2 separate regions of the Homo sapiens genome follow, and region 2 is linked to region 1. A link is an interaction called in ENCODE POLR2A ChIA-PET data of the cell type or tissue named here. Cell type or tissue: Caco-2. All regions are shown on one strand.

Region 1 (2,500 bases):
TGCAGTGAACAGTAATTGCACCACTGCATTCCACTCTGGGCAACAGAGCAAGACCCCATCTCTTAAATATATATATATATATAATATATATATTATATATATTATATAATATAATATATAATATAATTATAGTAAATATTTTATTTTGGGCCAGGTGTGGTGGCTCATGCCTGTCATCCCAGCACTTTAGGAGGCCGAGATGGGAGGATCATTTGAAGTCAGGAGTTGGAGACCAGCCTGGTCTCTATGGTAAAATCCCATCTCTACTAAAAATACAAAAATTATTGGGTGTGGTGGCACACGCCTGTAATCCCAGCTACTTGGGAGGCTGAGGCAGGAGAATCACTTGAACCTGGAGGCAAAGGTTGCAGTGAGCTGAGATCATGCCACTGCATTCCAGCCTGGGCGACAGAGCAAGACTCCATAAAAAAAAAAAATTATTTTACTGTATTCAAAAATAGAGACAGGGTCTTGCTATGTTGCCCAGGCTGTTTCCAAACTCCTGAGTTCAAGCAATCCTCCTCCCTCAACCTCCCAAAGTGCTGGGAGTATAGGCATGATCCACTGTGCCCAGCCTATAATAAAAATTTTAAAAACCTTGGCATGTTAACAGCTCACATTTATGAAACCGTCACAATGTGCCAAGTATTGTGCTAAGCCCGTTACATCATTGCCTCATTTGAGTCTAATAACCAACCGCATTTTACAGATGGAGAAACTAAGGCCCAGTGAGGTGAAGTAACATGCATGGTTAGCAAGTTCATAACTTCCAGTGCCATTGATGGCATTTGAGGTTGGTTCTTTGAAGACAGAATCCAGGTTTGTGGCTGGCCGTGGTGGCTCACACCCATAATCCTAGGACTTTGGGAGGCCAAGTTGTGAGGATCGTTTAAGGTCAGGAGTTGGAGAGCAGCCTGGCCAAACAATGGTGAAACCCCATCTCTACTAAAAATACAAAAATTAGCCGGGCATGGTGGTGGGCACCTGTAATCCCAGCTACTCGGGAGGCTGAGGCAGGAAAATCCCTTGAATCGGGAAGGGGAGGTTGCAGTGAGCCAAGATTGCACCACTGCACTCCAGCCTGGGCAAGAGAGTGAGGCCGTGTCTCCAAAAAAAAAAAAAAAAAACCAAAAGATCCAGATTTGTGACCTGGATAAACTCTCCAGAAAAATCTAGGATGCTGAACAAACCAGGTCCCCAGACACAGGTGCCCTGTTGACTTTCTGATTTTCATTTTAGTGCACGTGCAGCCGAAAGCCAGTCAGACTGCAGAGTGTGTAAATGGGAAGGTCAGGGAAAGGTGTGGGCCGGGCAAGTTTTCTGGAAGGCTTCAAGTGGGAGGATGGGTACAGCAGGGGATGAAGGAGAGGGCGGTGCCCCGGGCCCTTTAGTCCACAAGACTCAGCTGAAGTTAGCCCAAGTATCAGGGTCACGCTGTTACCAGGCTACCAGGCTAGACCAGACGTTAAACATTAGTGCTCATTGTCATTCATTAACAGAGCCTCAGGAACCTACGGGGCCAGCCTCTTGCGCGTGTGCTTGCCATAGGAAGGAAGTCTAGTTTTTCTCAAGGGAGAAATCGGGGAGCACACATCCTTCTTTTTTTTTTTTAAGTCCCAGAATTCACAAGAGGATGCTTTTGTGTAACGAGCACCCCAGAGTACAGTTAAAATCAGATCCAGGTTACCCGTGTGGGGCCGCCTGACTGCCTGGTGCTTCCTCGGCAGGTTGAGGTAGAGGAGGGGCGTGGGGCTGGGAGTTGGGCAGATGGGTCCGGCAAGTGGCTCTGCTGCTCCCAGCCTCAGTTTCCCCCTCCGGAAAGTGAAGGTGGTAACGGTGCCTTTCCAACGGGTTGTGGGGAGGATTCCACGAGGTGTCCATAAATGCTTCTGCCCAGTGCCTGGCATGGTGGCAGGTGCCCAGGTCTGTTGGGGTGTCTCTGTCTCTTTCTCATGTTTACAAAAGTGGCCATCGCCCCGGGTGCAGCATGGCCCCCAGAAAGGCTGCTTTGGTTTTGAAACCTCCACTTGGGTCTCTGCTGTTTAAAACGACTCTCCTAGGTTGGGCACAGTGGCTCAGGCCTATGATCTCAGTGCTTTGGGAGGCCAAGACAGGAGGATCACTTGAGCCCAGGGGTCCAAGACAGCCTGGGCAACATAGTGAGACCCCATCTCTACAAAAAACTTAAAAATTAGCCAGATGCAGTGGCACATGCCTGTGGCCCCAGCTACTCAGGAGGCAGAGGCAGGAGGATGGCTTGAGCCTAGGAGTTCGAGGCTGCAGTGAGCTATGATTGTGCTGCTGTACTCCAGCCTGGGCAACAGAGCAAGACCCTGTCTCTAAAAATAAAAAATACATAAATGGCTGGGTGTGGTGGCTTACTCCTGTAATCCCAGCACTTTGGGAGGTTGAAGCGGGCAGATCACCTGAGGTCAGGAGTTCAAGAGCAAGCCTGACCAACATGGCGAAACCCCGTCTCTACTAAAAAATAATAAAAACA
Region 2 (2,500 bases), 330 kb after region 1:
ACGCCTGTAATCCCAGAACTTTGGGAGGCCAAGGTGGGCGGATCACTTGAGGTCAGGAGTTCGAGACCATACTGGCCAACATGGTGAAACCCTGTCTCTATGGGGAAAAAAAAAAAATACAGTCTGGGTGTGGTGGCTCACACCTGTAATCCCAATGCTTTGGGAGGCCGAGGCGAGCAGATCACCTGAGGTCAGGAGTTCAAGACCAGCCTGACCAACATGGAAAAACCCCGTCTCTACTAAAAATACAAAATTAGCCAGGCGTGGTGGCACATCCAGATAATCCCAGCTACTCAGGAGGCTGAGACAGGAGAATCACTTGAACCCGGGAGGCGGAGGTTGCAGTGAGATTGCGCCATTGCACTCCAGCCTGGGCGACAAGAGTGAAACCTGGTCTAAAGAAAAAAAAAAAAAATTAGTCGGGTGTGGTGGTGGGTGCCTGTAATCCCAGCTACGCTACTTGGGAAGCTGAGGCAGGAGAATCGCTTGAACTCACGGGGCAGAGGATGCAGTGAACTGAGATCATGCCACTGCACTCCAGCTGGGCAAAAGAGCGAGATTCCATCTTGATTAAAAAAAAAAAAACAAAACTAAAATCAGAAAAAATAATTATTCAAATCTGCAGCAAACCTCATCGCAAAGGAATTAAGCTAAGTAAAATCCATTGTGTTAGAAACGATCTCAAGATTCAGCCAAAAGGGGCTTTTAACTAAATGTGACTATCTGGCATCTTCTCAATTGTGGACCACACAAAACAGCAAATCCTGCCACTAACTACTCCATCAGCAATCTAGGCAAATGGATTTCAGGTAAAGAACAACTTCCCCAGAGCATAAACTCCCACCCAAAAAGAGCCCAAGAATTCCCCAAGTAGACAATGAAGAAACACTCAATGTAAATGCAAGGTCACAACCAGGCTCATAGGTTTGAGGTTCTAAGTCACCGATAAGAGGATTGAGAAAAACAGAAAAAATCGAATTATTAGGTGCAGCGTATACTGCTCGGAAGATGGGTGCACCAAAATCTCACAAAACACCACTAAAGAACTCACTCACGTAAGCAAACACCACTGGTTCCCCAATAACCTACGGTAATAAAAAAAATTTAATTAAAAAAGTTAATAAGGGCCGGGCGTGGTGGCTCACGCCTGTAATCGCAGCACTTTGGGAGGCAGAGGCAGGTGGATTGCCTGAGCTCAGGAGTTCAAGACTAGCTTGGGCAACATGACAAAACCCCATCTCTACTAAAAATACAAAGAATTAGCCAGGTGTGGTGGCGCACGTCTGTAGTCCCAGCTCCGGAGGCTGAGGCACGAGAATCGCTTGAACCCGGCAGGCAGAGGTTGCAGTGAGCCAAGATTGCGCCACTGCACTCCAACCTAGGGGGACAGAGTGAGACTCTGTCTCAAAAAAAAGAAAAAAAAAAAGTTAATATGGTAAATGAATCTAAAAAAAGAGCTTTAATTAACTTAATAAACAAGGTGAAAAAAAGCACCAGTAAGACTGAAAAAAAAAAAAACTTACCAGGAAGGACATACTTGTATACTGTTTGTGGAAACAAAAATAAAGGCTTTTTGGATTGCAATTTGGCAATATCTATTAACAATTTTAAATTATTTATACCCCTTGACTCAAATTTCATTTCTAGGGGAAAAATGGGTGCAATCTAAATGTGTATGATTAAATTAGGTATAGTACATCCAAAGAGTATAATATGAAACAGCAGCTTACTGTTTTAAATTAAGACCTGTATTTGCTTCCATACAAGTGCCCCAAATCTACAGTCTACAATCTACGAAAGCATATTATGAAAATGGCTTATATGTAATAAGACCTCACTATGTGTGTGTTTCACTTCTACATATTATAGACAAACCTCACAAAAATAATGTTCAGCAAATGAAGACAGACACAAAAAAAGCACATACTGGATAAATTATAGTTATTTAAGGTTCAAACACAAGCAAAACAAATCTTGTAAATATTTTTTTTAATTCTCAGGAAGATATTTTTCCCCTTTCACAGTATCAAAGACCTGTATAACAAGTGTTGAGCTCGTGCCTGTAATCCTAGCACTTTGGGAGGCCAAGGAGAGCGGATCACGAGGTCAGGAGTTTGAGAACAGCCTGGCCAATATGGTGAAACCCTGTCTCTATTAAAAATACAAAAATTAGGCTGGGCGTGGTAGCTCACGCCTGTAACCCCAACACTTTGGGAGGCGGAGGCAGGCAGATCACAAGGTCAGGAGATCGAGACCATCCTGGCTAACACAGTGAAACCCCGTCTCTACTAAAAATACAAAAAAAAAAAAAAAAAAATAGCGGCCGGGCGCAGTGGCTCACACCTGTAATCCCAGCAGTTTGGGAGGCCGAGGCAGGCAGATCACGAGGTCAAGAGATCGAGACCATCCTGGCTAACATGGTGAAACCCCGTCTCTACTAAAAATACCAAAAAAAAAAATTAGCAGCCAGGCGCGGTGGCTCACACCTGTAATCCCAGCA

What was found. Peaks named below come from ENCODE experiments on the same cell type or tissue, not always from the same donor. Only the 100,000 strongest peaks of a DNase experiment are listed, where the experiment ranks them.
Region 2: POLR2A ChIA-PET joins it to region 1 with 18 read pairs; 2 of 35 experiments call an interaction of 5 or more read pairs at or near these places.

What each region holds. Positions count from the first base shown.
Region 1 is chr12:122,039,424-122,041,923 of GRCh38, forward strand. The region is part of intron 3 of BCL7A (BAF chromatin remodeling complex subunit BCL7A); the gene reads left to right. Among named protein-coding and RNA genes, the nearest start is that of BCL7A, 19 kb to the left of the region's middle. In Caco-2, no CTCF peak of the experiment used is centred here; a DNase peak (open chromatin) is centred at 1,388.
Region 2 is chr12:122,372,018-122,374,517 of GRCh38, forward strand. The region is part of intron 3 of CLIP1 (CAP-Gly domain containing linker protein 1); the gene reads right to left. Among named protein-coding and RNA genes, the nearest start is that of CLIP1-AS1, 22 kb to the right of the region's middle. In Caco-2, no CTCF peak of the experiment used is centred here; no DNase peak of the experiment used is centred here.